Linked DNA regions of Homo sapiens: all the other regions are linked to region 3. The links are chromatin loops, found by intact Hi-C in ENCODE. Cell type or tissue: Caco-2. All regions are shown on one strand.

Region 1 (8,000 bases), 81 kb after region 3:
TCGCTGAGTTTCTAAGTGTTTTGAGAAATACAGCATAGTAATTATAGTGTGTGAAAAAAAGGAAGAAACCCAGGTGATCTTCTGTTTGGTACAAACAGCAGATGAGTAATATGTACAGCACTTTTTGGCAGGGGCAGGCTACCCACTATGGAAGCTGCAGCAACCCAGCTGGGAGAATGAGGGATGGGGGAAGGCCTAGAGGTGAGCTCAGGTAAAAGCAGCCATTTGTGGGTGAAATAAAATTTAGTCTAGTAGTATCTTAGTTTGGAAGTCAAAAGATCTGAAAGAACATGAGGTACGAGGATGACAGTGTGATTGTGTGTACAAAGCATTGGCTAAAGAATGCTTTGAAGAAGAGCCCTGGCTCCAGTCTGCTTTGGTAATGTACTCAACAACTCTGGGCTTCAATTCCTTCAACCCATCAAAATGGGGTTAGTCTAGATCAAGGGTCAGTGAATTTTTTCTATACATGGCCAGACAGAAAATATTTTAGGATTTGTGGGCCATACCCTCTCTGATGCAGCAACTGAACTCTGCCATTGTAGTATCAAAATAGCCAAAGATACTATGTAAATGAATGGGCTTAGCTATGTCCCAATAAAACTTCATTTACAGAAACAGGTGGTGGACAGAACTTGGCCCAGCATCTTAAATCAGCAGTCCCCAACCTTTTTGGCACCAGGGACGGGTTTCCTGGAAGAAGAGTTTTTCCACAGGGGAGGTTGAGGGGGGTGATTTAGGGAATGAAACCGTTCCACCTCAGATCATCAGGCGTTAGTTAGATTCTCATAAGGAGTGTGCAATGTGGATCCCTCATATGCGTAGTTCACAATAGGGTTTGCGCTCCTATGAGAATCTAATGCCGCTGCTGATCTGATAGGAGGCAGAGCCCAGGCAGTACTGCTTCCTCACCCGCCGCCCACCCGTGTGGCCCAGTTTCTAAGAGGCCATGGACCAGTACTCCTATAAGTAACAACAACAACAAAATTTAGCATGTATGCTTAATGGATGTATACTAATTTATAAATATGCATCTGTAAAGATCTAATATATTATGTACAGTACAAAACACACCCCTGAAACAGAAGTTTAAAAGAAATATGTTAAAATAAAGAAACAAGTGATCCAATATTTTCCCTAAATTCTACTGGATCTTCTTATGTGGAGGCCACTCATCTTGATAGTTTCAAGGGCTGTTTGACGTTTTAATGTCCTATTGTTATATGTGTGGCAAACCACCCACACTGTACATCTGCCAGGTGATTTTTGGCTGAATCAACTAGAGCGTTAACTCCGGGTAATCTGTACTAACAGGGGGAAGAAGAGAGGCAGGCAACTAAAAATACAAGAGCCAGCTTAATGTGATTTTGGAGCAAGTCCCAGTGCTCAGCGGCTGGGAGCCCCTCTGGGCGTGGGTACTCGCCACGGCCGTGGCTGCAGTGGGCTGGGAAATAGAGAGGGTAGTTTGAGTGGCTGTGGATACGTGAGTATTTACATGAAGAAAATTGGTCATGAACTTTTAGTTGTGAAAGGAGCCTTCAAAATCTGTTAGTTCACCCGCTTCGTGTTTCAGATGAAATCTTTGTATCTAGAAAAACTTCTGTGATAGCTAGTGAGAGGCAAAGCTGGTCTCACAACTCAGGACTTGAAACATTCTCACCTAAGTCCTCAACAGGAAAAAATATTTTTCTTTGTATTTCTTTAGTGCTTTTCATTTTAGAACAAATCTGTTTTCAAAGCATTGTGAAATTTTGCTACAATAGCAAAAATTGTTCATCTCCATGTGTAAGTGAACATTTAAATGACTGTACAGTCCCATGCACATGAGCGTTCCTGGAAATGGGGAAGGAGTACATGTTTTGGGGCTTCTTTTCTGGTCTCTCACGTTACTTTAAACTTGGAGCATGTGGGCACCTGGGGCCTGAAGAAGATACATCACTATACTGGCAGAATGCTCTAAGAGTACGAACAGTCGTCAGCCTACTGTGAATGTAGTAGTGTTTGCAATGGAAAAGGAATGGATCCTGAATTCAATATTTTCCATATAATTTTATGCAAATGCTTTTATGAATTCCCCTCTTTGAAGGAAGAAGGAAGAGGGAGATACTGCCAGTGGGGAAAGTTTATTAGCAGTCTTCCAAAGCTACCCACCCAATTGGCGCTGGTTCATGATACATTAGAAAGAGGAATTTGGAGATTTATTCTATGGTGAAGGGATTTGAACTCAGAATAATCTGGGTCCCCAAGTGGATCTAGTGCCTGGTTCCTGTCCTCAGGGGATTCGAAGAGGATTTTGAGTATGGTCACTAAGGTGGACGCTGAAGGATGCTGCAGGGAGTTTGTGTGTTTTGAGTAGGAATAGACACAGTGCTGTGGTGTTTCAGTAGATCGTGGGCTCTGCCAAGGACTGCACAAGTGGGTCCTGGACTGGGAGAGGCCAGGATGGCTGTGTTGCACAAGGCGAGAGAGTGAGCAGTCTGACTCCCTGGTGAGTTACGTGCAGCTTGTGCAGGAAAATCTGGTGTCCTGATTCTGCTGGTGTTTCTGCACAAATTCATTTGCCAGTCTCTTCCTTTTTGGATATGCTTCTGGGCATTACCCTTTCAGAAAGGTTTTAGGATGGAAGTCCCCAAGGGTCTGTTCCCTTCCTCTAAGTTAATATTTCCATGGTAAGAAGTACAAAAATTTTCTGTGTAGGTGGATACCAGAAGGGTTTGTCTTTTTTCTCTCTGCCCTCCCCTCACTCCCTGAAAATGATGACAAACATGCTCTCTCTGCAAGATTTTCTGGCACCAAAACACTTGCCCATGCCATCTGATCCTGCTGTCTTGTTGGTTCTGTGTTTGCAAATCTAGCAAGCTAAACCCACTGAATTGCTGATCTAGAGAAGTTTTTAAAGTGCCCATCTTTCATTCCCTTTCTGTTACTTCTTATAGAGATTTATTTCACTCATTATTCTTTCCTGTACCTTGGTGGCTAGTTTTGCTTTGAGTGCAAATTAGAGAGTATTTTCCCCCTCTGGCTTCCATTTTTAATCACTCAATGAGAGCATATGTCAGAAATATTCCGTTTTTAAACTTCACCAAAGAAGCAGTGATTTTGGATGCATGTAAAAGAGGAGAAAAAAGTAAGAATAATCAGAAGATTCTTTACAATGTGAGAATTTGATTAGATATAGTTTTGTCCTCACTTTCCCTTTGAAAGGCTAAAACTTTGCTGCAATTTTAAGATTATTTACCCCTTTTCATTTTTTTTCTTTAATGTCTAGGCTAAAATTTCCTCTTGCTCTCATATTTGAATATGGATTCCTACTTTAGGAAAATCACAGCTGACAAAATTGTCTCAAATGGCATGATAATCTGGTTCTCTGCAATTTTCCAAATGCAAAAGTTAGCAGGTGGAAATCATTGAAATGCACCCAGGAGAGCCCACTGCCCCTCTTGGAAGACTGTGGCTTTATGTGTTCAAGGCTGGTAAAAGGTTGGCCAGATTTGAACCTCAATGGTAAGTGTGAGAGGTAAACATCCTCCTGAAGCCAAACTGAAGAGTCATGCTAGGGAGGTGGGGAGGGGAGGGTTTTCTAGGAAGTGCTCCACACAGAGCTGATAGCATTTTCCAGGACAGAAAGTAAACAGGGGTTTTGTGTTGGTCTTTGAATACAGAACTGGTAAAAGCCACAAACAGAAAAACAAAAACTCTCCCAGATGAAGGTTCTAGTAAAAGACTTGTTATCTACCTCCATGCAAAAAAGAAAAAAACCCAAAAAACCCAATGAGAGTAAATAGCACCTTCAATGACTCTTCAAACGCTTCATTGCACACCTGAGTTGGTTGATTGAGTTTCCTTAGCAGGTCTGAGGGACATTGTTCCCATTCTCAGGGGATGACCTAAGACCCTCAAGGTAATTGAGCGAATTGTCTGCTCCTGAATGGAAGCCTTCCTGTCCATGAAAGTTGCCCAAAAGCTAATCACAGGTGATGTATGGGGACCGCATTCCTTCTAAATGCACCTTTCTTTTTAAGAGGGTGTTTGTACCTTTGGCTGGAAAAGAATGCTACCTCCTACCCCTACTTCCAGACTATTCTGTACAGCTCAAAGAAACTTCATCTCTTCAAGTCCTCACCACGCTGAAGGGGACTTGGCAGCTTTCTGTGCACAAGTGAATTTTTGTCATATTTATCCAAGTATGTCAGGTGTAACTTGTCATCTTCCAAAACAGAGATGTAACTTGGACATTTAATTCTTACATTTAACGTTGTGGAGGATTGAAGATATGGTTAAATGACCAGGGTCCTCATTCATCGTTTCTGTCTCAGGATGATCACTGGTCTAATGGGATTCCTTTCTTTTTGGAAGGGATCCACTTCTATTGTGACTCCCTGAGCAAGAGATGCATCATGTATCTTGTGTTTTTTCCAACGTCCTCACTGTTTCTGTCAGGAGAAGTCTCACACATCTTTCTAGGTCCGTTTAAATACTCCCTCCTCTACAGTAGGTTTGGAAGAACACTATCATCATATTTTTCTTAAGCGTCTTGTATCTCCTCTATTAGATGTCAGGAACCTGGAATGCCAGGACCAAGGCTTTTTATCGTTTTTGCACTTATCTCTCCTACCTACACCCCAGATAAGATATGATAATTAGTGCTTAGTTAAAGCTAATATTTGTAAAACACTTCACCTGTTACAAAGTGCTTTCACAGAGATTCTCCTACCTAGTAATATGAGTTGAATTGAAATTAACTGAAGTAACTGAATCACTCAATCCCATTAGGGAGTGGAGGCCTAGGCAGAGGAGGAGAAAAAGAAATGGGACTAGGGAAGGCAAGATAAATGCGATGAAAACACATACAATAGGGAGGGGCAGAGTGCCACCAACAGCTATTTCCAGGTTATACTGGCCCCACTAGATGGCTCGTTCCTGCTACTCCAGGTGGACTCGTTCTCAGCTTCATACCAAGAACTCCAGCCTTAAAGGCAGAGTTGGCTTCTGCAAAACTGGAGAGATGGACTGCAGAAAAAGAGAAGTTTTTTTTTTTTCCCTGATAAGAAGGATGCCACCAGGAAGAATGCACATCATGGCTACAATCTTGTGGTTTGTTGTGGTTGTTGTTTTTCTCCTTCTGCTGAGGGAGTAAGCAGGAATGGGGTTCAGCTAAGCCCCATGAAAGGCAAGAGATTTTCCTTTCTGCCAGGGAGGCCCAGGAGAGGCAGCAGAGCCGGGGAGGACTGGCAGGTCCAAGGTGTTCTTGAGGTCCAAAGGAATTGTGACGCTCTGGATGAGAGCGGAAGGAAATAGCAGTGACTGGAAAGAACTTTCTTAAATCAAAAAAAGAAAAACCAGACTTCAGTTCAGTAGTGGTTGGTCAGAGAGAGCAAGATGGTTTACTTGTGATTTTTTATAGATCTCCAAAAATTTACTCTGAATTATATCTCAAGCCCCTAAACTTTAGGAAGTATTTTTCTATTACTTTAATAGCCATGTTTTTAATATTAAACATGGACACATGTGTTTTATGTTTCTATAGGAAAAGGATAATTTAATAGGTCTTTTTCTATTCCTGCTTCTCCCTGTACCTACAGTTGAAGAGTTTGACTGTATGGTTGACTTATCACAAGCAGATACCAGGATGCCAAGTAGGGTTCTGAGGAAGAACCCATTAACTTTGATCTGACTGTCCTTGCCCAAAATAAGCTTGCTAACATAATACAAATGTCTTGGCTCCTCATACCCAACGCCACTTTTCGCACATGGGCTATGTTATTCATTTTAGTTCTGTAACATTTTTTAAAAATTTTTATTTATATTTTTATTTTGGGGGTCCATGTGCAGGATGTGCAGGTTTGTTACATAGGTCAATGTGCGCCATGGTGGTTTGCTGCACCCATCAACCCATCGCCTAGGTATTAAGCCCAACATGCATTAGCTATTTTTCCTGAAGCTCACCCTCCCTCAACCCCACACCCCATGTGTGTTGTTCCTCTCCCTGTGTCCATGTGTTCTCATTGTTCAGCTCCCACCTATAAGTGAGAACATGTGGTATTTGGTTTTCTGTTCCTGCATTAATTTACTAATGATAATGGCTTCCAGCTCCATCCGTGTCCCTACAAAGGACATGATCTAATTCCTTTTTATGGCTACATAGTATTCCAGGGTGTATATGTTAATATTAAAGGGCATACACGATGTCTGTTTAATTTCTCTACCATTCTGTTCCAGAACTTGGCAGGAGGAGGTATTACAGAGACTATTTGATGGTGGTCATGGAACTGTAAAGGGGACAGTACTGTCAAAATCCTAGCAATTTCTCTAAGGCAGCAGGCTGTTTCTAAGCCAGCTGGGCATGTACGTTCTCTCTCTCTCCCTCTTGAACATGCACGCATGCACGCACAACCCTCTCCCAACTCTAAGAATGGATATCATTCCTGAAATATTTAATAGGCAGGACAGGACAGCTCCAGACCTGCTGGAGACCACTTTCCCCTTTAGTTGCTAAGTTGTAGGGTAGGTCTTGGGGATGGAGTGAGAGGAGGTCTTGGGAGTGGGTGAGGTGGGGTATTTCAGAGTCACCAAGCAGTAGTAGCTGAACAACTGGGACAGCCAGTGCCCTCTGACCAAATGTCAACCCTGAGAGCATCTGTAGTGATGGGGGTGAAGCTTAGGGCCCCACAATTAATGTCCACTGCGTGCCCACTGGGCTGGGCACAGGGTGTGTAAAGATGAGAGACCCCATCTCAGCACTTTAGTCAATGGAGTTGATCATTTTTTTCTTTACATAGCAGACTCTACCTCATCCTTCAGTTCTGTCACTGCAGCCTGTTCATCTCCTGCACAACACCCACCGTAATGTGTGATTTAAGTGTATGCATTTGTGTGTGGATGCATGTGAACGTCGGCGCTTATTTTCAGACTCCCCAGTAGAAAAGAGCTTCATATATCCTCAGCTCCTATCAAGGGGCCTGACACTTGGTAGGCATGGAATTTTTATTGAACACATGAATCAGTGGTCACAAAGTGATTATCTGATTCAAGAAAACCACTAAAAGATTGTTAGCCAGCAATTCTGTGGAAGACATATCTGTGTATACCAGAAGTGTAACATAAAATGCTGGATTTTGGCCAGGCACGGTGGCTCACGCCTGTAATCCCAACACTTTGGGAGGCCAAGACAGGCGGATTGCTTGAGGCCAGGAGTTTGAGACCAGTCTGGCCAAATGGCAAAACCCCATCTTTACTAAAAATACAAAATTAGCCAGTCATGTTGGCACATGCTTGTAATCCTAGCTACTTTGGGGGCTGAAACATGAGAATCACTTGAACCTGGAGGGCGGAGGTTGCAGTGAGCTGAGATCACGCCGCTGCACTCCAGCCTGGGTGACAGAGTTATACCCCATCTCAAAAACAAACAAACAAACAAACAAAAAATAAAAAAAAATTAAAAAAAAGCTGGGTTTAAACCTGTCCTGGGTCACTGGAGGTATATTGGTTTCTGGTCCCATCACAGGTGACTTTTCTGATAGAGGAACTTGGACAGCGCTTGAGACTAGACAGAGTGTGTGAGCTCCTGTCAATGGCCAGATAAATGACACTATCAAACTGCTGACTAGCTAAAAGATTAAGCTACTCAAAGCCCCTGTGAATGGCCAGCTGAGTGAATGACCCAAACTTTTGTGAACCCATCAAAGTCACTAGAGGAAATGGCACCTTTAAGGCTCAGCAAAGATTCCCTTCTAAATCACCCTAAGTTATAGGGGGATTTTTTGTTATTGTTTTCCTCCATTTATTTGACTCATTTCACTTGACATTCCCCCTCCTCTTTACTAACTATGTAGGTCCTGAAGGTCTCAAAGGAAAACAAAGAAAGGAGAAGGCTAAAAAGACCAAAAAAAAAAAAAAAATGTGCCATCTGGGCAGTTGCATAGGCTCCACTGTCAGGTTTCTTGACTCTTGAAGAAAGTTGGAAGGATTTTGTTCAGCAGAGACTTGCAAGTGTCCTCACT
Region 2 (8,000 bases), 160 kb after region 3:
AATTGATATTCTGACTGGCATGAGATGGTATCTTGTTGTGGTTTTGATTTGCATTTCTCTAATGATCAGTGATGTTGAGTTTTTATTCATATGTTTTTCGGCTGCATGAATGTCTTCTTTTGTGAAGTGTCTGTTCATGTTCTTTTCCCACTTTTTAATGCGGTTGTTTTTTTCTTGCAAATTTGTTTAAGTTCCTAAATATTCAGGAATATTAGACCTTTGTCAGATGAATAGGTTGCAAAAATTTTCTCCTGCTCTGTAGGTTGCCTGTTTGCTTTGATGATAGTTTCTTTCACTGTGCAGAAGCTCTTTAGATTAATTAGATAGCATTTGTCAATTTTTCCTTTTGTTGCAATTGCTTTTGGTGATTTTGTCATGAAATCTTTGCCCATGCCTTTGTCCTGAATGGTATTGTCAGACTATGGTTTCTAACAAGTGAGATGATGGAACCATGAAGTTTTGGGTGGTAATTATATATTGATATAGGTTCATCAGTTGTAACAAATGTACCATTCTGTTGTTCCTGTGTCCACCTGCCATGTTCCCATATGGAGAGAAGTAGTGGTGGATATGGCTTCAGCTTCTAACTCAAGAGGTAGCCTCAGAGGTACGAAGTCTCCCAGTGGGTCAGTTCAGTATCACTCTGTGAGTGATTCTGGGAGGCTTGCTCCTTTAGCTCTCCCTAAGATTTTGTAAGCCCCTGTATTAAGTAATGTAGGTGCTTTTGGGGGTTCTTGATGAGACCACTCCCTTCCTCCCAAGACAACCTCCAACATTGCTATTCCCTAGGGCAGGTTATATTCCTTTGTCCGATTGCTTGCCATGCAGCCCAGCTCTTGCAACTGACGGGACACCCACAAAGACTTCTTCTATTCTTGAGACTCGGACTCTTCCAGTAAGAATTAAACACTAGTCTCCACGTTCCAGAAAACGCAGGCCAAATTTTCCCAAGAATTATGTAACCAACCAGGCTCTGCTCTGGACCTCTGTTTAGAGAGGGTTGTGGGAGAAGATGGGAGGTGTATGAGTGCGGTGCGATGTCAGTATTCTCTCCTGGCAAGACCCACACCGTCTACAAATGGTTTTTGTAAAGGCCCCCTTCATTTGTTTTGAATTAGGGGGAGCACCTCCCTCTCCTCTAACAGGGCTCTTCAAAGTAATACTCACTCTCTTCCTCGTCTGATCAGACTGAGGTAAGGGCCACCTCCTTGGTAAGCTTTGAAGAGATGGTTTAACATCTCTCTTTAGAACATGGGAGTAGTTATCACCTATGATTCTCAGCTTTGGGACCTCAGCTGAAAGGAAGGTAACAGGAGAGGTCTCATTTAGCATCCAGTTATACTACTGTGTCTGATTTTCCAGATGGGAAGCCAGTACCCTGCTTTGAGGATTGTTTGGGGCAGAGTAGCCTGGGTCATCAGCAAGATGAGAATTGTCTTCAGCGGTATTGAGTTAAAACTACCAATTCAGGACAGCTTGCTAACCCAGGTGACCATGTTTCTTCTCCATGCCCCTTCTCATTCCAAACTTTGCATTTTAAAAATTATTCGCTGGATTTTTTTCATGCTTATATGGTTTGTATCAAAAAGTTAATGGCAAAATCTGAGACTGAACCCAATGGGCAAAAGATCTTTAAAATTTACTAGTCATTCAAGAACTAATGTGACATCTGAAAGCAAACACACACACACACACACACACACACACACACACACACACACCGAAAAACAAAATCCAGGAAGGCTAGGCTTTTATAAAGGATAGAATAACAACTAGTCCATGTGTATGTGCCTCAGTTTCCTAAAGTAGAATGAGTGGATTAGGCCACCAAATTTCCTTTCAGTCCTAACGCTGCATGGCTCTCCATAAGCCAAAAGAAAGGCTAAACCTTAGTTAACTCTAAGGAAGCATTGTTCTCTTCCCTCAAGAGCTCAGATAAGCTAAAAATAAAACAATACCCAAATGACTTGAAAACTTACATTCATTCAAAAACCTGCACGTGGATGTTTATAGCAGCTTATTTATAATTGTCAAAACTTGAAAGCAATCAAGATGTCCCTCAGTAGGTGAATGGATAAACAAACTGTTTTATACCTAAGAAATGAAACATTATTCAACACTAAAAAGAAATGAGCTATCACGCCATGAAAAGACACGGAGGAAACAAATGCCTATTAATAAGTAAAAGCCAATCTGAAAAGGCTATGTACTGTATGATTTCAACTATATGACATTTTGGAAAAAGCAAAACTATGGAGACAGTGAAAAGATCAGTGATTGCCAGCAGTTACTGCAGAGGGAGGGGTCAATGGGGGGAATATAGAGGATTTTTAGGGCATGTATGGTACTGCAAAGGTGGATACACATTTGTCAAAACCCTTAGTTTCACCAAGAGTGAACCCGAATGTAAATGATGAACTTTGGGTGACACTGATGTGTCAATACAGGTTCATTAATAGTAACAAATATACCACTGCTGCAGGATGTCAGTAGTCGGGGAGGTTATGGGGGAAGGGGGCAGGGACAGAGGTATATGGAAACTCAGCGCATTCCACTCAATGTTGCTGTGAACCTAAAACTTCTCTAAAAGATAAAATGTATTGACTAAAAAATACTAAAATAATAGTTAAACCCACATTAGGCCAGGTTTCTTGAGAAATTACATAATAGGTCAAATACTTTGTTGTAGCCCCTGTTTAAGTCAAGGCACTTCTTGTATCACAAAAGGCAACATGGCCTGGCCATCTTTTGCCAAATATTTTCAGGAAAGAAGTCAAGGAAGCACCCAAACTGGCAGGTTAGAGATGAAGCATGAGCTGAAATCCAGAGATCTTATAGCAAGAAGTAGCAATCACCCTGTTCCATTTTCTGAGAAGTACAGTTTGAACTTTGAAAATGGCTGTCTCCAGAGTGGCAATTAGTTGAATGTTGGTCCTTGGCTCATAATGCTTATGATGAAAAAAATGATTGAATAGATAATAAATTTCTAAGGTATTTACTTTGCTTCCAGAATCATGTTGAAGCATCCCATTTTCTGTTAGCCATATCCACCCTTTAATTAGATGAATTCTCTTGGTGTGTGATTCAACGGACCTGGTAACTTGGAGTTTTAGTCTCTGTCGCATTTCTGCTGAATATTCCTAATGCACATTAAATTGAAGACAAATGATTTTTACACCTCCATTTTTATTCATTTAAATGAGAATTGTGAACATGAAGAACAGTGTTTTAAGAATAATTAATTCGAGTAATCAATATTCCAAGTGTTAAGTATATAGCCTCATGATGCCCTCTAGTGGTTAACCCACAAGAAAAGTGCCTCTGAAGTTCCACAGAAAACAGAAATTTTCCCTTTCTAGAGGTAAGTCTACCCATTCAAGTATGCTGTTATCTTTTATTTCTCTAACGAAAGCAATGGGGTTTTATGTTCAGTTGATGTTGCATTATTTTCTTAGTACTGCAAAGATAAAGACACATCAAGTTAGTAACAGTAATTGTGTCAAAAGCATTATAACCATTAAGTAAGGGCAATGGGTAGATATGGCCCCACTACAATTGGATTTATTGCCTCAGAGTACAGGAATACATCCCTTGGGGATAATGAGAAAATTCTCCTGGGATTGATTAATCTGTTATTGTTAATCCTTTTCCACCATTGAAATGGCTGTCTTGGAAGTGAGCTGTGATTCTTAGGCAGGTAGCGGCACTATTCAAGAAAGAAAAGAATAACTACTAGGCCCAACTAAAAATAAAACAAAAAAATGGACCTACTACTTGATACATGACTTATAAGAATTGTTTTCTGCATTCTTGAATTCTCAACAATAGCCGTTAAAGTGACGTCTATCTATCTGTCTTCACATATAAAAGATGTTTTATAAGATTTTGAATAAATGTTCAATAAAATTAGTGAAGGTCTTAAATTTGGGTTTTCTTCTAATTATCAGTTTCAAGAAATAAAAGATTTAAAAATGCTCATAAATTGTTGATTTGTACATTTTCCTTCATTCTATGGAAACCAATCTCATTTGAATACATTTAAAGATATCTCTTTAACGATTTCTTCTGGATAGCAAGTTGCAAGCTTCACACTCATATTCTTTACTGATAAATCTGTGTTTTTCTCCAAAGTATAAAGTTGCATGACAATAAATCCCTTCAAAAGAAAACATGCTTCGTAGCAGAGCTGTTTATATGACCTGACAGACACTGGTCTATGATAACAGTGCTTTTTGGAAAGTAGTTGAAGCATTTTCTCGATAATAAACTCAACAAATATTTTTATTAGTCTCCTTCCACGCGCCTGCTAGTCTGTATAATAAAGTTAACTAATTGTAGGCAGTTGGCATTGGGGAGAAAGACTGAAAAAGTGATTGCAACATAGAATTTAACAGACATTATGTCCTGCCATTAAGTAGTAACAATTTTTCAACTTTCTTTTTCTTTTTCCCCAACAAATATTCTAACCATCCCCACAAGGAAATTATAATTATTATAATAATAAATCTCCAAACAATTCACCAAGACAAGAATGCACATACCAAAAAGGATCTGGAGCTGGAATTAGAAAGAAACAAAATGGGGAGAGCTGTCTGAAGGTGAAACCTTCCTTTCCCATCAACTGTGTTTGTTTCCCTAATGTATAATTTATTCCTGTTGTTAGTTTTCTTCTCTCCCCAGGTCCTTGAGATTGTGAACATTGTTTCCAGGACTATATTTGTTTCCATAAAATTACCCTCTCATGAAATGATTTGTCAGATTCACAGGTTTGTTATACTTGAATTTTACCTGATGCTGTAAAGCCTGTTCTTTTTTCCCTTTCATCCCTGCTAATTCTAAAGCGAATGTATTCCATGATCTTTAACTCATTTTCTGAAGGCAATCTGAATCCACCCAACCCTCTGAGCATTGAATCTAGGAGTAAATGAGTCTCACATATACTAAATTCGAGTGATGTTAGGTTCACAGGATTCTCAGAGAAGCCTAGTTATCTTCAAGTGAGCCTAGGGACCAGGTCATTCTGAGCCTACTAAAGAGGACACGTGCTTCATTAGGTTAGGCCTGGTTCTGACCCTTACCTTCCCAGTGTCCTCGAATTGACCAGGAGCCAAGCTGGAGCTCCTGGAATCCTTCAACAGAGGAATGAATTAATCTGGCATCCAAACTGGAAATGGAAAATTTCTTCAAATTTTGTAACCATGGCCCCAGGGGGTGGGAGGGAGACTGCTGGGTGGAGTAGTGGGAGGCATTGTTTTCTTCTTTCTGAAAAGAGAATTTAAAATATATGCATAATATTTTGAGTTGTCTTTTCCAAATGAAAAAAATATTTTAAGGAAAATACACCCACATTGTAGTATAATTTGATCTGCCCCAAAGTGGGGCACACTGGGGACACTAATTGTGAAAATACAACTTATACACAGAAAGCAACTTTCTAATTATATTGACTTTTAAATGTCTGCAGTTTTAGTTACAAGAGAGTTACAGTAAATCACATTTTAAGGTATTTAAAGTGACTATAGGTTTTGCTTGTTAAGGACAGCCAACTGAAGATCAGAGGCAAGCATCAATATTAAAGTAAATAATGAAGCAATCATCTGACCTTAATATCCCCTATCGTGTCAAACTGATACTTATTTTCAGAAAAAGCTTTGCAAAACAGACGGTAGTGGGGAGAAAACAGTCTGCACGTATTTATCGAGGATCTGTTTTTCTGTGCGGAGGTTTTTTGAACATATGCCATTAACATTTCCTTATTTATTGTTCGCTCTTTTGAACATGTCATTGTACTTTTACTTGCCTTACTTTTTAAATAATCAAGTTGGATTTTTTTTCTGTATTTATGAAGCATTTATATTACTTTCTTGTCAAAATCTGGAATATACTCTTTTTTAAAAAGTTGATATAATAGTCATTTTCTTACTGATTTATAAAATGTATATAAATTAATATAATTAACCTCTATATTTTCCCCTAGTTTATTGTTTTCAAATTTTGTGTATGGTGTTTCTTTTAAGTACAGTGAAAAATGATTTTATAATATTTATCAGCCTTTTTATTTATATTTTTGTCTGGTGTTACACACTGAAAAGCTTTTCTCTCCTTAGACTATGTAGTCCCTTATTTTTTATTCTTGTAAAATTATGGGATTTAAACAATTTATATTTTAGAGACAGGGTCTCATTCTGTCACCCAGGCTGATGTACAGTGGTATGATCATAGCTCCCTGCAGCCTCAAACTCCTGGGCTGAAGCAGTTCCCGTCTCAGTTTCCCAAGTAGCTGTGACTACAAGCACATGCCACCATGCCCCATGCCTGGCTTTTTTTTTTTTTTTTTTAATTTCGTAGACACAGAGGCTCACTATGTTGCCCAGACTGGTCTCAAACTCCTGGTCTCAAGTGATCCTCCTGCCTCAGCCTCCCAAAGTGCTGGATTACAGGCATGAGCCACTGCATATAGCCCTCATTATGGTTTTATATTTTGCGTTTCAATATTTAATCCATCTGGGATTCATTTTGGTACCTTATATATTGTGTCAATTTGATTTTCTGTTTTCCCACAGATTTAGATGGTAGTTTTAACCAGTTGTTGAGTAATTCATTTTTCCTTTGATGATTTGAGATGCTAGCTTATCCTGTATTAATATTTTATATCTTTTTAAGGCTGTTTATGTAAAGTTATTAATGTCCTGGTATGAAATAAAACATTGAGCATTCTTTGATTTCCTCCTTTTCCTTGCTCAGTTGACTTACTACCCTTATTTTTATTATGCTCTAATAATTCTTTACATTATTTACACTCTCTTGACATTTGTATTAGGTTTTATAACTAGGTTTTGAGTTTGTTCTTTTTATTAATTTCTAAGTCAGCTGGTGTATATTTTCACTTCAAAATATCAGAAAAGATAAATGATTTCTGGTCTTTGTTTATCTTTGTATGTCCAAGAATAGGTCTTTCTGTTGTTTATATACATTAGAAATAATAGGAATGAGTAGAGAATTTGAGGACTTTTTGTTGCAGGGGATGACGGGAATGATACCTGGAAAATATCCCTTTTCTGGGAAACAAGATTTTGTTCATCTCCCTACATGTGGCTTGTAGGATTTTTCTTTCCCATTAAAATTCAAAGGTTGGCCAAGTTAAGTCATTTCATTAATTTTACCTCATACTTGATAAACTTTTGAAATCTAAAGATCTGAATCTCCCTTTGGTTGAGGTCAAAGGTTTTCTGTAGTTTATGTTAGCTTTTTGTACGTTTGCTTTATTTTCTTCTGGAATTTCTAATATACATATCATTTCCTGGAACTGCTTTTCATGTCCCTTTTCTTTCATCTTATTAATCTTTGCATAATTGAGTTATAGGATAACCTTTTTGAACGTATCTTCTAATTTTTTCATTTTTCCCCTGCTGTTTGCAGTTTGTTGTTACTTCTGGGTTCCAAGCAACTTAAAGCCAGACTGTGTTTCAGATCTTTGTATTTCCAGTTCTTAGTGCAGTGCTTGGCACAGAGAACATGATGAATAAAAGTTTATTGAATTATATTGCAATAAAGTTGCTCAAATATAAATGGTAAAAAATTTATTAGGGAATAATTTTCAGTGACAACAATATGTATATCTTGGTGTAAAATGATTGATATAAACTATATTAGCTGTGAAGTCTTTTCAGAAATTATGGTATTGTATGTAAGAATTTTAGCTTAGAGCCTCCAATATTATTCTATAACTTTAAAATCAAGCCCAGCCCAGCCCCAATCCCCAGGCACACTATTGTAGTAGGGTAAAAAGACATGTAATAAAGTATTAAAATAATGACTGACATTTGCTGGGGCTTACTAAGGGTAAGGACCTAGCCAAGGGCTCTGCATACATAATCTCATTTAATCTTCTCTACGAATTTGTTAGGCCTTATACTTACTGATGAAGAAACTGAAGTTTAGAGGGTAATTTGCAAAAGGTCATATAGCTAGTAAGTAGCTGAGCTGGGATTTGAGCCCAA
Region 3 (8,000 bases):
GAGGAGACTCGCTGGAACCTGGGAGGTGGAGTTTGCAGTGAGCCGAGACTGCACCACTGCACTCTAGCCTAGGTGACAGAGTGAGACTGTCTCCAAAAAAAAAAAAAAAAAAAGGTAAAAGAAAGAACTCTCTCTTATTTCAGTCTATACTTTCAGTTGCGAGTAATAAATGCTCAGCTCAGATTCTGGGGTATTCTAACTTCAAGATCTGCTGGATCCAGATAATATTGTCAGGAATATGTCTCTTCATCTCTTGGCTGGGTTTTCTTCAGTGTTCGTGTCATTCTCTGGTACATTTTTCCCACTAGTGGCAATGGCCATCGGAAGCCCCAGACTTACATCTTATTGGTTTGGCAAGCTCAGAGGAAAGGGATGGTTCCCGTCCCAACAGTTTGAACAGTCTTCTAGGGCTTACTTTCATTAGATCAACCTGGATCACACACCAGCTCTGAAGCAATCATTATGGGCTGGGTGTGACACACACTTATTGCACAGATCTAAGTTTTGGGTCCTCTCCTGTGCCCAAGGTGTGAAGTTGGCCTTACTTGAATCACAAGGACTAAGAGCTGGAGAATAGCAGTTCATCAAGGGAAAAGGAGGAGCTATTTTCAGAAGAAGAGTGGATGCTCAGTGGTCACATCCATCACAATGCCCATGATGTCCTTTTCTTGCAGAGATATTTTAATTTGGACTGTCCTAAGCTATCAGAGTGTTCTAGTCATCTTCACCCTCAATACAGAAGGGGTTGGATTTCCGGGTTTCTGATTTCTTGTTTCCCAGAGTTCCTTTAATTCCAAGTTTTCCCACATCCTGCTTAGCAGTCGGCCAGGGTTCAGGAAGAGGCGTCCATCCTCCCTCAGTACATTGGGAGCCTGCTTCTCTTATGTTTGTATGACTAAGAGGGGTGACTCAAATGTTTAGTGCGGTGGTTCTCAAGGTTGTGGTCCCCAGATCAGCAGCATCAGCATCACCTGGAGACTTATTAGAAATGCAAATTCTATGGCCTCATCCCAGACCTACTGATTCAGAAACTCTGGGGGTCAGGTTCAGACATCTGTGCTTTCACAAGGTCTCCAGATGACTCTGATAACATACGTGAGATTTGAAACCACTGATTTAGGGAATAGTCCAAGACAATCTACTCTAGGAAGACTGAGACCACCTCAACTTTTCTGTTTTATAGTCTGCCTTCCTAAGCTCCTGACACCAAGGGAAAGATTCATTAATTGTTGAATGTTGCTTGCTGGAAGCAAAGAGATTACTTTGTGCTTGGTGTAAGAGACTCTCAGTGAGCTGCAGTTGAGAATCTCTCAGAAAATTCTTTTTGGCCACACCTCAGGAAATGAATGTTCCTGGAGATGCTGCAGCTGCCAGGCTCATCCTAGATGAAGGAATTTTGGAATCTTTCTAATTCTCTGAGGTGATGTTGTTTGACATAGACCTGGTGAAGTTCTGCTGTCAATTAGTGTGCCTGCAATTCATGTATTCATGTATTCATTCTACATATATCAAGCCCAATACTGGGCTGGGTACTGGAGATACAATTGCCCACAAAACAGACATGCTTTCTGCCCTCATGGAGCTCAAGGTCTAGTGGAAGATAAAGCTGTGTAAACAGGCATTAACAGTAGAGTGTGATTTGATGGGGAGAAATACAGGGTCGTTGGGGAGATCATGGTGGAAAGGAGGGGGGCCCTAATCTACACTGGAAAGTTATGTCTATACTGGGACCTAAAGGATAAATAGTCATTGTTTGGCAAATAAAAGGAGAAGAGGCTGTCAGGCAGCATTTGCAAAATGCTGTAATTGTGGGAGAACTTGGTGTGTTCAAGGAAATAAAAAACAAAATAAAAACAAACAAAAAAACCAACTCAGTGTAACTGGACTGTAGAGTTTAAAGGAAGGTAGAGGTGAGGGATAAAAAGGTAGATGCAGCAAACTATGCAAATCTTATTAATAAATCTGGACCTTATACTAAGAGCAATAGAATCCATTAAAGAGATTTAGATAGAAGTGAGATGATTGAATTAATTTTAGAATGAGAGCTTGAGAATGAATTGGGGATGAAGTAGGGCTGAGTCAAGACCACAGACAGGCAGACCAGTTGGAGGCTGTTGTGATAATAAGAGGAAGACAAATCAGAAGTTTATTGTGGTCATGAAAAATAGTGGCTCCTTGGCCTAGGATAATGGAAGTGGGGTTGGAAAGCAGTGGATGGATTTTGGACGCTGATGTGTGGTTGAAGGATGGGCCAAGGGAAGGAGAGGACTCCTAGGTGGCCAACTTGGGTAACTTGTGAATGGAGGTGCCATTCACTGATAGCAAACACTAGAAGAGGCAAGAGTCTCTGGAAGAAAGTCATGAGTTCGACTTTAGACAAGTTGAGACTGTAAAATGCCCAAGAGGAGGTACCAAGGATGTAGTTACAATCCAGGCCCGAGCCTAGACAAGAGATCTGAGTAAGAGTAAATATTTGACAGTCATCAATACACAAATGACAGTGAAACCGAGGGAGTGCATGAGATCACTTAGGGAGAGTGTTTGAATAGGAAGAGGGGAGGGCTTGGAGCCCAGGGGAGCCCCAGTATTAAGAAACAGGCAGAGGAAGATAAACCTGTGAAAGCAACTGAAGGATGGCCAAGAGAGATAGGAGAAAATCAGAGCGTGGAAGGTGCTGGGTGTTGTGGAGGTCAAGGAAAGCAAGTTTCAAAGTTTTCTGTGCTAATAATCTCAATTCTGCACCTGACAGATCAGGCCAGACCATCTCCGGGGAAGCCATGCGGTTGCTACCCTTCATCTGCCAGCACCCTCTCACTATTCCAAACGGGCTCATCCTTAAAGACACTTTTCAGGAAACACTGCTTTCCTGTAATTACTTTCTTAGGCAGATAAAACGGCACTTGCTGAATCATAATTTACTTAAGGAGATCCCATCCCACACTTTCTTTCAACTTGCTGTGTCTTTTTAAGCGAAACCAATGGGATTCCTTGCATACTTCCCTCTTCTTTTTATCTTATCTCATTCCACTTGCAGGTTGCTGTATTCACCGAGCCTCTGACCTCCAGCATACTTTCAGACAGATGGTCACAGACAGATGTGTACTTTGCAATTGCAGGTTATCCAAATATTGTGGTGGCAGCAGCACCTCTTTTTGTACCCAACAGTATCAGTGCTCTGCAACCAGCTCGCGTCTTCAGCCGCTGTTGACGTCCCTGACTGAATTACTGTCTTTCTTCTTTTTTTCTTCCCCTCTCTCCAGCTGGACACTCTGGGGAGGTGTTTTGGCCAGAATTAGATATGCACAGCTGATACCTCCAGCTGCACGTTCTTTGGTTCTTTCTGGCTCTGCAAAAGCTCTTGGTGTTCTGACAATTCATTCAAGTGGAGAGCAGTATGAATGGTGGCCCACCCAGATAGTCTTTAAAAGCATTCAAAATGGTTCTATGATTTCTGTGGCCAATCCTGTCAGTTGAAGGTAGGAGTAGGAGAAATAGTTCAAAATAGACTGAGAGCCAAAATGAATATAGGTAATCTTGGCAATTCATATTTTGTTTCTTAATTATAAAATTATCAATAAAATTGCTATTGCATGGTAGACCTAATTATGCAGCTCCCTACAAGAAAAAGATGCGGTAGGCCAGACTTGGTGGCTCACACCTGTAATCCCAACACTGTGGGAGGCCAAGGTGGGTGGATCACTTGAGGTCAGGAGTTTGAGACCAGCCTGACCAACATGGTGAAACCCCATCTCTACCAAAAATACAAAAATTAGCCAGGCATGATAATGCACACCTGTAATCCCAGCTACTCAGGAGGCAGAGGCAGGAGAATCACTTGAACCCGGGAGGCGGAGGTTGTAGTGAGCCAAGATAGCACCACTGCACTCCAGTCTGGGCAACGGAGTAAGACTCTGTCTCAAAAAAAAAAAAAAAAAAAAAAAGAAAAGAAAGAAAGAAAACAATGCCATATATTTTCAAAAATTTTCATCCTGAATATAATATGCCATGAAGGCTAAAGATCTAGCAAAGAGTCTAAGATGGCAAAAATATGGGAATTTATTCATGGCTTTAGGTATCAACTCTAGGCTGATGTGTTTCCCAAATCCATTTCTCTAGGCCTATCTTCCCTTGTAAACCTTAATCCAATGTCTCCAATTATCCATCAACTTTTTTTATAAGCTAAAAATCTTGATAACATTATCTCAAAGTCCATAGATTTCTCCTGAGCTTGTTTTCCTTGTCTCCAAACATACTTCCTCCCCCATCTTTTTCTGTTTCCATGAACTTGCTGACCTCTCACTCAGGCTTCTGAGTCTTCTTTGACTTTTTCTTTACTCTTGATACCCAGCCTGCTGCCCGAGTCTTCATGGTCACACCACCAATCATCTTTGCTTCTTTTTCACTCCCATTCTGGTCAGACCAGCCCCGATCCATGTACTTTCATTGTGGTGGGATTGCAAACATTTCCTAAGTGCTAAGTGTCATTTATTCCTTCTATTTGTTCTCCCTTGAATCCATTACACAAAGAGATGTCAAGTTAATCTTCTAAAACACTGATTTTATCATCATGCTTCTCTATTTTAAAATATTCCATAGCTGCTTCTTATCTTCAAGATGAGTCTAATACCTCTCCCAAAAGACATTGATGTCCTTGTGCAATCATTTCAGCTGCTCTCTGGTCTGAGGTCACTCTTCTGGGATAAGATTACTCACTTTTATTCTTCCACCCTGTTCCAGCTTGTCGAAATAATTTTGAGTCTTTCTGCCATTGAATATGTTTGTTATCCAGCTCAGTTTTGTGTCAGTTACATATATATGTTCTTTGTGTGTGTTTGGTTGTTAAGTTGCATAAAATATGACAGAATAAGAACATAAGGATATGCTATTGTGATTTCTGCAGGACTGAATTTTTTTGAACTGGGGGCTGAAGTTGCTATTGGTCTCAGAAAATGATCCTTTGCCTCCTGCTATATCCTTACCTAAACATTTCATAGCTCCTTGAGTCATTCCTTTATTCATTCAAGTACCAATTGAGCTCTCTCTTCTCCAGACGCAATTCCTTTTTCTCTCTCAGTAGGTGTAGCTGCTTGGAACTCACTCTTCTCATAAAGTATTGAGGCTGGCTTTTATTTGTTTATATTTGAGAGATTTGCTGTAGGTAGAAGCTGTTAATGGAGAAAAGTTGGACATTTGCTTTGACATCTACAAAATAACTCCCATTTTTCTATATTGTTCTGGTTATTACTGCTACCTAACAAAAACCACTCTAAACACAGTTATGTAGAGCAATAACTATGTTAGTATCCGTTTGGGTTAAGAATTCCGAAAGGGCACAGTGGGAATGACTTGTTTGAGCCTCCCCTCCATCACAGCTGAGGCCTCAGCTGAGAAGACTCAAGGCTGAGGTTGACTCAACAGCTGGGTCTAGAATCATCTGAGACCTTGTTCACGTACATACGGCACCTGGGCAAGAAGGACTTGAAGAGGAGGACTGCCACCTGGAACATTTTCACGTGGTCTCTCCACGTGGCTTGGCTCCCTCCCAGCAAGGCAACCTCAGGAGAGTAAGACCTATCTGCCAGGGCTCAGGGCTCCTACCACGACTATTCCTGGGAAGAAGACAGAACTTCACTGTCATTCATGAGCAAGCCATGGAAGTCACATACAGCTCTTCCAATGCATTTCATGAGATGCATGGGAGACACAAGCTGCCTGGATTTAAAAAGGAGGGCTGTAGACCTCACTTCTCACTAGGAAGAATGCTGAAGAATTGGAAGATGTGTCTTCAAATCACCACATAAAAGAATTGAGAAGTTGGCTGTAGCTACTACTTCTAGAAACTTGACCTAGTGGCCTGGCGTTTTGGGAACTTTGCTAGCTTATTCAGCACAGGTAACTCAGGGTAAAAATAACCTGAAGAAGAAATGTAATAATCACTCACTTATCTTCACCCCAATTCAGCCAGGGCTAGATAATTTTTAGTTTTGAGCCTTTTTTAAAAAAAAAAATAAAAAGAAACCTGGTAATAACACATCTTTGTCTTTTTCTCTTCTTTAATAGGCTAGAGTTGATATTTAAGACTTTAGAAAGGTGCTTCTGGGAATTTCAACATTTGGCAGCTGGTAATAAGTAGGAAATGTCATTACATAAACGCCAGTTTGAGTTTAGAGGCAGGTGGTATTTTGGAGAAGTCAGTATCAATGTGAGGCTGTAGCCACACTGACCGCCTCCAGCCCATCTGCAGAGACATTTCTGTCTCTGGCAAGTAAAGCCCCCTCCCTCTGTCTGCTTTGACTGCCTCTCTGAGTTCCCCTTTTTTCTGACCTTGAGTTTCAACTTGATGAGTCATCAAAAGGACTGGGCCACTGGATTCTACCTGGCAAGAACTTCAGTGGCTGTGCCTGTGGTGAGGGACTGTTTTCTGCTCTTATCACATCTGTGTTGACATTCGTGGAACAAATACTCATTGAGAGCCTTTTATGTCCCAAGCACTGTGCTGGGGAATGCAGTTAGAAAATAATGAGTCCAACCAGACCTGGTTCCTGCCTTCATGGAACTTACATGTAGGAAAGACGGAAGCTGCAACTTATCCAGCTCTGCAGGAGTGGTGTGAGGTGCTTTGAAATCTTGTGCTAAGTGGGGTTGACACTGGGAGGCTGGGGGAGGATCCCTGAAGAAGCAATTGTTGAGCTGAGGCATGAGTAGGTGTTAATCAGGAAAGGAGGGAGAGTGATCCAGGCAGAGAGAACAGCTTGTGAAAGGAGAGGACAGGATGGGTTGAAAGGACTTAGAATGAGAAAAAGCTGGTGTGAGTGGAAGAGACAAAGCAAGGAGGACTGGGGTAGATGGTGTGGCTGGTGGGAAGGGTGAGAACTGGACTGCACCAAGCCTGGAGACCATGATGTGTCAGTCAGAGCTCTCCAGGGAAATGGAACCAGTAGGATATATATGTGTATGTGTGTGTAATATTATTAATAATACTTAATACAAATATATATAGTATATAAACAATTTATATATAAATACAGAACCAATAAGCTCTATAATATGTATTATATATCATATAAATATGTAATTAAGAGAACTGGCAAGTGTGAAGTCTGTAGGACAGGCTGGCAGGCAAGCAGGCTAGAAACTCGGGCAGGAGCTGGTGCTGCAATCTTGACGTGTAATTTCTTCTTTTTTGATGAAGAATTTCTTCTTCTCTGGGAATCTTAGTTGTTGCTCTTAAGGCCTTTCATTGATTGGATGAAGCCCACCACATTATCAAGGTGGATAACTTATTACTTGAAGTTACTCTAGTTATTTAAAGTCAACTGACTGCAGATGTTAAGCACATCTGTAAAACACCTTCACAGCCACACGTAGGTTAGTGTTCAATTACATAACTGGGTGCTGTAGCCTAGCCAAGTTGACACATGAATGAACCATAACATAGAGTAAGGAGTTTTGTCTTGATTCTAGAAGTCATGGAAAGCTCTTGGGTTTTATAAAGAGGTGACATGATTAGATTTGTATTTTCCAAATGCACTTAATGCTGTCAGAAGAAGGTTGGTGTCTATAACCATCACCATGGGCCCTTGTGATGGTCATAAGGCACATTAGAACACTCATGAATTTTTCCAAGAGGACTGCTCTGTCCTACATGGTGCCCTGACACTGGATTGGTCAGACGTACCTCCTGGGTATGCATCTACTGTCTTGAAATTACCTCCTGGGCAGCATTTATGCTGTGTTTTATTTTGTGTTGATCTCTCTCTCTCTCTCTCTCTCTCTCTCTCTCTCTCTCTCTCTCCTCTCTCTCTTTCTCTCTCCCTCCCTCTCCAAGCAGACTGAAAGTTCTTTGGAGGCAGGAGCCACGTCTTGTTCTCCAGTGCATCCCTAGTGTCTAGGTCACTGCCTTACACATGGTATGTACCCAATAAGCATTTGTGGATGTGGGCTTAACGTTCCACCCAAAGTGCCTTGTGAAGAATTAAGAAACATCAGTCTTATCAGTA

What was found. Peaks named below come from ENCODE experiments on the same cell type or tissue, not always from the same donor. Only the 100,000 strongest peaks of a DNase experiment are listed, where the experiment ranks them.
Region 1: a loop joins it to region 3, with 4 times the contacts of the local background. A loop is called at or near these places in 3 of 110 quality-filtered maps.
Region 2: a loop joins it to region 3, with 4 times the contacts of the local background. A loop is called at or near these places in 3 of 110 quality-filtered maps.

What each region holds. Positions count from the first base shown.
Region 1 is chr6:105,810,834-105,818,833 of GRCh38, reverse strand. No RefSeq gene overlaps it. Among named protein-coding and RNA genes, the nearest start is that of LINC02836, 180 kb to the right of the region's middle. In Caco-2, no CTCF peak of the experiment used is centred here; no DNase peak of the experiment used is centred here.
Region 2 is chr6:105,729,045-105,737,044 of GRCh38, reverse strand. No RefSeq gene overlaps it. Among named protein-coding and RNA genes, the nearest start is that of LINC02836, 100 kb to the right of the region's middle. In Caco-2, a CTCF peak has its summit at 3,294 (motif pointing left); no DNase peak of the experiment used is centred here.
Region 3 is chr6:105,891,432-105,899,431 of GRCh38, reverse strand. It overlaps LOC105377923 (a long non-coding RNA gene), which reads left to right and starts at 6,335. Exons shown (of 3, transcript XR_001744275.2): 1 at 6,335-6,406. In Caco-2, no CTCF peak of the experiment used is centred here; DNase peaks (open chromatin) are centred at 2,661 and 3,081.